Regions from separate parts of the Homo sapiens genome. Here region 1 is linked to region 2. A link is an interaction called in ENCODE POLR2A ChIA-PET data of the cell type or tissue named here. Cell type or tissue: Panc1. All regions are shown on one strand. Each heading gives the region's core, and the rest is flanking DNA. Links, peaks and the distances in the headings are about the cores only.

Region 1 (4,407 bases), core at 283-4,282, 51 kb after region 2:
GTTTATTTTTATTCTTTCAGAAATATTAAAGGATTGGGAAAAGAGTTGTTAATAATAATTGCTGGATTCTCAGGTATTTCTTTTTACCTGGATTCTGATGATATCAAACTAACTTGCTGTTGCATCTTCTTCGGATATTCATTAAAATGTTACTTAACTAGTTCGCCATTAGATTTAAATTTACATTTCAGTACAGTGACTATTATATATAGATGGGGACTGGCTTCCCCTGAGTATCCTAAGAAACGACATGACCAGAAGACCACATTTTCTATTAAATAAATAATAGTTAAATATTAACGTGTAAAAGTAAACAGGTTTAAAAGTAAACTCTTTTTTGGTAAGTTGAAACAAAAGTCAGTTTAAATGAGAAAGGCTGCCTATCCAATTAAGTAACTGGTTTTTCAAAAGTGAATGAAGGCCCTCCCCACCAAGTCCCCCGCTCTGTTCTGTTCTTTTCAGTGACCTATTTTACTTTCTGTGTCTACTGGCAGTATCCGTTTATTCATTCAGGATGTCACTTTAGGAACCTAGACCTGGAGTTCATCTACAGAACTGTGTTCTGTTAAAATGGAGTGAAAGAAAAGGGCTAAAAAGACTTTCTTTCACACGCTATTAAAACAGTGAACATACTGGTCTACACTTATTATAGTACAGCCAGCAATACATCAAAAGGTGGCTTATTCCATTTTATTTCCATTCTCTAATTACCGTTTCTTAAAATGAATTTTAAGAGTTTCTTATGCCAGGAAATCCTCTATGAAACTCTTAAGTAAAGCTGGTTAGACTAGCTGTGACTTGGTCCAGTTTCTTTTATTTTTTTGATTTACCTTTTCTTTATTTTTATTGATAGATATTTTACATATTTATGAGGTGCACGTGATTTTTTTTTTTTTTTTTTTTGCTACATACATAGAATGTGTAATGATTAAGTCAGAGTATTTGAGGTCTCCATCACCTTGAGTATTTATTATTTCTGTATGTTGGGGATAATTCAAGTTCTCTCTTCTAGCTACTTTGAAATATACAATGTATTAGTTAACTGTAGTCACTCTAATCTGCTGTTGAACAGTAAAATTCATACCTTTATCTAATTATATGTTTGTACCTATTAACATACTTCTCTTCATCTCTTCTCCTACTCATCCATCCTTCCCAGCCTCTGGTATCTATAATTCTACTCTGCCTTTATGAGCTAACTTTTGTAGCTTCCCTGTATGTGTGATTGAGGACATAACGATATTTGTTAATTCTTTAATCACTGAGCATTAGTTGTTTTTTCTTTTTATTTTGAGGGGACAGTAAAAAGGGTATTGTAATATATCCTCCTTCAGATTCTGGTGAAGACCAGTTGAGTCATGTAAAAAATAACTAGATCGCTTTATTTTTAGAGTTGGGAGGCAATGAATTATAACATCTTTATTATGCTACTGTTTTTATATAGGCAGTCCCATGCTTGCAGTGTTTTGATGTAAGCTTTTCTGCTTTCTACTCTCCTAATAGGTGATTATTGTAAGAAAAATTTATATAATAACATGAAAGCGAAATAGTCCTCGTAAATTCATCTCCCAGAGATGATTACTGTTAATAGTTGTATCTTTTTTGACTTTGTTGTGTCTACCAAAAAAATGTATACTTAAATATAAATTTGATCATACAGTAGAGGTTCTTTTCTATAACCCCAGGAACGTGTGTGCAACTTACTGTTAGGTACTTCTGTAATACAGAACTGCTGCTGAGAACAATCAGGAAAATCGAATTAACATTGTTACAAAGTTTTTGCTGTTTTGTATTTTTGCATGTGAAATTTATCGCCAGTTGTGGACAATTGTTAGTTTTGGTAGTACAAAGAGGAGTTATGATTAATTTAATTTTGTAGTTTTTGTTTTTGGACTTAGGATTGTGAAGTACAGAGTACAATTTAACCCTTGGAATAAGGTTCCATCTAGGGAATTACTAATAGCTTGGGTTTTTTTTTTTTTTTTCTTGCCAGTTTGAAAGCAGTTACTTTGAAATTAAATCAGATTTATTTGGTTGTTAGAGTAAGCAAACATATTTCACTTAATAGTCTGTACTCTAGGCTAGGCGCAGTGGCTCACGCCTGTAATCCCAGCACTTTGTGAGGCCAAGGCGGGTGGATCACCTGAGGTCAGGAGTTCGAGACCAGCCTGGCCGACATGGTGAAACCCCGTGTCTACTAAAAAAAAAAATAATAATAAATTAGCTGACCATGGTGGCGGGCACCTGTAATCCCAGCTACTCGGGGAGGCCGAGGCAGGAGAATCGCTTGAACCCAGGAGGCGGAGGTTGCAGTGAGCTAAGATTGTGCCATTGCACTCCAGCCTTGGTGAAAAGAGTGAAACTCCATCTCAAAAATAAATAAGTAAATAAATAATACTCTAGTAACTTGCTTTTTAATCTAGTTGCTCTCTGTACCTTGTGAACTTGGCCTCTTAAAAAGAGCACAGTGAAGTTAAATTCCATGGGTGGTTCTCAGCTCAAAAATAACTTTAAAACTTTCTCTGTATTTAGTCAAGCCTTAATTAAAGTTTATTTCTTTTTACAGAAGAGATTGTTGTTAACCCTAAATTCATAAGGTTACACACCAGCCACCTCTTTATGAAGTGACAGTTCTTCAGTTTTAAATAGATTACTAATATTATTGTTTTAAGATTTAATGAGTATTATCTAAATAAAAACGAGTAATTTGTTATTAAGACCTAAAATAACTAAATCTTACTTTGCTGTTTGTGTTAGTGAGCTACTTTAATGTCTAGCAAGAGGTAGGGATTGCAGACAGTGTGGAAATACTGGAGCCTATTTAAGCTTCAGATGAAAGCAGTCATTTTAACTTACCTCATAAAATGTATTTTATGTATATCAAATTATGTATGTGTTTATATATACTTGTCGTTTTACTGACAACTAAGATTTTCCATAAGTTAATGGAAAATGTTAAAAAGCACAGTTATGGTCAAATGACACAGTGACCTTTTCATTCCTTTATTAGCTCCTGCTCTAGTACAATGATAAGGCAGATTTTGTTGATGGATTCAAATGTACAAAGAAACAGCAGATAGATACCCAGTGAAAAAATATATATGTCTATAACATCAGCATTGCAAGTTGAGCAATTGAATCAGCTACCACAACACTAAGTATAAGATGCATTTTATGTGAGTTTTTCTTCAGTGTTTTAAAACTGTTTTGTTTTTTTACAAATCCTGAAAGTAATTCTTTGGTGCATTTTGGCTTTGAATTTTACTTTTCATTAATATTTTGTTGCTTATGATTGAGTTAGTAAATAGTTTTTGTGTTTCATTTCCTAATTTTGATTTTCTTAGTTTAAATTTGCTGAAAAATTTCTAAACCAGAAAGTAATATAGAGCTGTATTTGATTCTTTGGCTTTCCAACATTGCAGTATTGATTTTATACACAGCCTTAGCTATGTATTTATATATTTTATGAAATGACTGCTCAATGCTGTAATTTAGATTTCTCACCCCATATTTTTTTATTCTCTTAACAGTTTTTCCTGTTCTTAATTCCAGTGTTCTAGTTTTCCAGTGATTGATCTGTTAGTTAAATCCAATAATTCATATATATGTAATTGGATTTAACATATGTGTGTATAACATATATGTATAACATATATATACACACACATATATATGTATATATGTGTATATATATATGTATTTCTTTTTTGAGATGGAGTCTCACCCTGTCACCCAGACTGTAGTGCAGTGGCATGATCTCAGCTTACTGCAGCCTCTGTCTCCCGAGTTTAAGCAATTCTCCTGCCTCAGCCTCCCGAGTAGCTGGGATGACAGGTGCCTGCCACCACACCTGGCCAATTTTTGTATTTTTAGTAGAGATGGGGTTTTGCCATGTTGGCCAGGCTGGTCTTGAACTCCTAACTTCAAGTGATCTGCCCACCTCGGCCTCCCAAATTGTTGGGATTACAGGCGTGATCCACCACAACCGGCCCAGTAATTCAGATATTAAAAGGATATGTACAAAAGTAGCAGAGTGCACGTACAATAATTTGGATACAGTAAAAGAGTAGTGGTAATGGAAAAGCCAAAGACAAACATGAGCTGAGGCTGTTGAAACATGAAACCTAAGAATTACTTTAAAACCTTTTAGTGAAATCCATAGTTGGGTGAATTAAGGGGAAAGAAAAAAGAATAAAGGTCACATAAAACAGAACTGTGCAGTGACATCGGAGCAGAATTAACTGACAGTTGAGCCTTAGTTTGGAAAAGAAAAAAAATCAAGATAATTAAAGCAGAGAAATGTGACGAGGCAGTAAGTAGTAACAGGTTTTCAGGCCTAAACAAAAAATAGTTTTCAGCGTAGTGAAATTCGAAAAAAAAAAAGTAAATTCAAAAAATTGTAGGAAA
Region 2 (4,407 bases), core at 323-4,322:
GGTGGTCCCTTCACACAAGGCAGCAATGCCTACCCCAGAGCCAGGAGCCACTTGAAGTGTGGGACACAGTTGAGCTCAGTAATCCACCATCAGTAGAGGTAATAGTTCTGTTTATGTATAGATATTTATTTATGCATAAAATGATGACTAAGAGTGTGTGTGTGCATTTAATTTACTTGATCAAAGCCATCCAACATTCACACAAAAATATTTACTGAATACCCCCACTGATTCCCAGAGTTTTCTACAAAATGCCCTTCTGAAATACCTTCCAAGCAATGCATTACCTCCCCCAGGAGGAATCTGGAACAATTTTTTGAACTCTTTCACTAACTTTTTCTTTAAAAAATGTAGATACAGTTTTCTTTAAACTTAGATAGAGCCAGGTACCTATTCATTCAGACAAGTCAGTAATAAATGACTAGGAAATAACGCTGAGTATGACAATTCCCTGTCAGTGTAGCAGATGAAAGAAAACACTTTCTGTGTGAACATTCCATCTTAGTTTTTATTGATGAAACATAAAGACACCTTGGTTGTAAGCTAAGAATGTGTAATGCTGATTACAACAATAGTTACATAAATAGACCAGAGTCGGTTATTTATGTGGACTTCAAATAACAGATTTTGTTTGGAGTGGGGTCTGGGATGGAGAATAGAGTACGTTCTGTACTTTCATGTGAAAGAAATATTATCAACAACTAATTTTCAGTTTGTCACAAAATGCATAGGGAAGCCTTCCGTATGCTTCAGGGAAGTTGGAGATTTATTTCTGCTTTGCCTCCCTTCAGCTAGAGAAGCAGTGTGGGCCTGAAGCAGGATTTCCCAATCTTTTTGTACCCTGTGAGGATGGATGAAGAGAGCTACGCTAATTATTCATTGCTTGAATCAAGAAGGAATTTTTGAAAATAACAAAATCTTCATATTTTAGTATATTAAGATCTAGAAATGAAAACCAGTATCCGTTGATGGGTTATATTAAAAAAACACACACACAGAAAAAATACACTTTTCAACCTACTGTCATGATACACAAATTTGAAAGTTAGTGACAGAGCCCTGGGCCCTTCCGGACCAGGGTCTGATGGGCTGCTTGGGCATTCTGTGTTCACTGAGAACAGAAAGGAAGGGGCAGGCGAGGGAGATGATTAAAGGTTGGAAAGATGACTGTTGCTGGCAGTGTGATATTAAGGCCATTAACTGAGGTGTCTGCACCTCAGTTCCAGTGTGCTAATATATTATCCTATCTGTTAAAATATCATAAAGATTACCTATAATTAAAGATGATTTACACTGTAAGCCATAACTCGATATAATTTCATGCAAACACATTTAGGGTGAATTCATCTTAAAGTGGAATTTAGCTAGCCTAATGAAAACAGCATCTAAAAGCCACAGAAGAGACAGAGGGAAAAAGACAGCGAAAACGGCGGTATAATACAAACCCTAACAACTCCTTCTGGGATCCAGACTCACATGATCTGTGGTGAAGGAATTTGCCTAAAGCCCTGCTTAAACAAACTATTGATGAGTTCTTTATTTTCAAATTTACAACTTATTTCCAACATTTAAACTCTGTCCTTAACTTTTTCTTCACCACTGGGAAGAGCCAGGCCAGGCAGTTCTGCGTTTGCAATGGCCTTGTCTTATTTTACATTGGGACTGACTGGAAACAACAGTTAGATTTGCAACTCCAGAAAGCAAAGATGAAACTTTGTACTTTCTTTTGTATCAAGCTGTACCATTTATTTCTCCCCTGGCAACAGATTTCAAATCTCTCCTCCTCCCCCTCTCTCCTTCCTTCCTTTTCATGGGAACTGCTTGGTGAGTGCCGAAGGAGGATCTGACAAAGCTGATTGTGTGTGTGTGTGTGTGTGTGTGTGTGTGTGTGTGTGTGTGCAGGTGCGTGTGTGTGTGCATGTGCGTGCCTGGTTTCTGTGTCGGTGTGTGCAGGCACGCATTAATTAACGTAATTCCTCAACATCCAACAAGAGCGCATCAGAAACCCGGGAGAAAAAGCCTCATGCATATTTAGATGAGACTTCTACCTTCCAACCGGCGTGAAAAGAGTATTTAGAGGGGAGTTGGTCTGGGCTAATCTGCATGTGAATCAGGGGGGTGGACAAAAGGATGAAAAGGTGGTGGAAACTCGAACACAAACCCTGCGGTCTCCAGGGGGTCATTCATCTTGCCCCGGTCGACATCCTCGCGGCCTGGCTTCCTTCTGCGCATGAGCGAACAGAGCCTTTTCCCAAAGACAGTTGGCAAAGGGTGCGTGTGCTTTGTTCTGTCGGGCACTTTTTTAAGAAACAAAATTTCTTTACCCGTTCTATTTGACTGACTTCTTCAGGCTTCTTAGCTGCTGCTATCCATAGGAATGATGCAACTATTATTTAGTAATTTATACAAATATACAAGACAGAAATTCATTGTGATAAAATATACTTAAAAATTACCATATGACCATTTTAAAGTGTACAATTCATTGGCATTAACTACATATACAATGTTGTGTAACCATCACCAACGATTTCCAGAACTTTGTCATTATCCCCAGCAGAAATCCTGAATACTTTAAACAGGAACTCCCAGCCCTCCCCTCCCCACAACATGAACAAGATTGATTAGGACTCTGTTCTTAGAGACTCTTCACGGAGTTAGTCTCCTGACATTTGATTTCGGAGGAGCTGGGGTGTGCAGAGCAAGGGAGAGTGAAGGAAGCCAAAGTTCAACAGATGAGAGGAGGGTAGGAAAGTCTTTTTTCCTTAGCGTGGTTTCACTGGAATAATGAACTCAGAGCCTGGAGATGAATATGGAGAAAGAAAACCTCAATGTCAAATGGCCAGGCTGGTTTTCACCAGCATGAAAGACGAGGAGAGTGACAAAGTTAAGCAACTTTTGAAAATTTTCTATTTTGATAAGGGATTGGTTTATACAAGTAAGAATTTCAAAATAAAATCCAAAACAAAATTAAAAAATACAAGCCTGGTATTCTAGTGTTTGAGACACAAGTGGAATATACACTTTACAGAACTAGCCCATCAAATATTTGGGGATAGCCTGTATTTAATCAAAAGACTAAAGCGAAGGCTGGGAGGATAGTCTGTATAACTAATGGTAAAAATTAATTTATGTTTCTGATTTTGTAAATCTCTGGGGTTGCAACTATGTTGCTTTAAATGAAAAACAGATAAAAATATCATTAATTAAATTCTAGTACAAGGAAACACATTGTGAAGGAAATTTGCAGATTTCCAAACTCCCCAAATTCACCATTTACTTTTAAAAATCTTTAATAGGACAAAAGTTCAGCACAATAAAACAAAGGGGCAGTTCTACTGAGTTTGTGCTAATGGGACCTTGTTTGTTCTAGTGTATATAGCAAGACTCCTTTCCTAAGAAGGAGTATTATCCATGGAGACCACGTGTGAGTGACTAATACTCTTCTCCCCTCAGTGGAAGCCATGCCTGTTACAGTCACTGATTATTTAAGGAATTTTAATATTTTATGTAATGTGAAGATGAGATTATCGAGACAGCTCTCAAGGCAGGTGTTAGAGGGAGTGGGGCTGAGGCCCAGGGAACTGGAGGTAATGGGCAAAGCTGGTAAGTTGGGAAGTACTGGGAAAACTGGCTTTAATCAGCTTAAACACAAAGGAGGCTTATTACCCAGGTAACTGAGGAAGGTGAATCAAACATTAATGGATGCTGGAGTTGAAACGACGCCCTAAGGAACTGTTCTTCCACATTGGCTCTGCTTCCCCTGTGCTGGCTTCTTTCTTTGAAAGAATCCATAGGATATCTGCATCCTCTAAAGCCAGCAATCTCACCCAAAAGGAGAGATCCCCTTCTCCTGAATGCTTCAGCAATAATTGATTAGGCCACAATAACTGATTATGGGTCAAGAGGCTGCCCCAGAACTGATCATGTGGCCAATGGCTCGGAGCCTCGGCTGTGTGTGCACTGCCTGCCAACTTGGTGGTGCAGAAATTAAGCCACAGCAAATCATGTTGTAGATTCTCACATAAGAGAGGGAGTTTCTTACGGGGAGGAGGAGGAGGAAGTAGAACCTGCTGAGCAGACCACAGCTGTATCTCCCACAAGGCACTGCAAGGCTGGCCCTTCCCTGAGCTCTGGACACACACGTGTTAGTAAAAGCTGGCTAGGCTGCTCGCCAAGTGTGTGAAGGCTTGTTTCTTATTTACGCAACGGAACCGTGCAGTGGACGGGCCTGAAGGATGACCTTCTCCATGCTCTCATTTTGGGACTCACATCTTCAACACATCTCCTTTCCCTCTAGCCTGAATGAGACAGCTGATGGTGAAGGCAGGGGCCGGATTTGTAGGCCAGGCTGGAAGGAGTACAGCTCCTATTCCACTGGCTGGCACTCAGACACATGGCCATATG

Evidence for each region. Peaks named below come from ENCODE experiments on the same cell type or tissue, not always from the same donor. Only the 100,000 strongest peaks of a DNase experiment are listed, where the experiment ranks them.
Region 1: POLR2A ChIA-PET joins it to region 2 with 5 read pairs; 2 of 35 experiments call an interaction of 5 or more read pairs at or near these places.

Annotation. Positions count from the first base shown.
Region 1 is chr6:163,446,367-163,450,773 of GRCh38, forward strand. All of the region lies in intron 1 of QKI (QKI, KH domain containing RNA binding), which reads left to right. Among named protein-coding and RNA genes, the nearest start is that of QKI, 34 kb to the left of the region's middle. In Panc1, for the core only: no CTCF peak of the experiment used is centred there; no DNase peak of the experiment used is centred there.
Region 2 is chr6:163,394,884-163,399,290 of GRCh38, forward strand. No RefSeq gene overlaps it. Among named protein-coding and RNA genes, the nearest start is that of CAHM, 17 kb to the right of the region's middle. In Panc1, for the core only: no CTCF peak of the experiment used is centred there; no DNase peak of the experiment used is centred there; H3K4me3 peaks cover 808 bases; H3K27ac peaks cover 551 bases.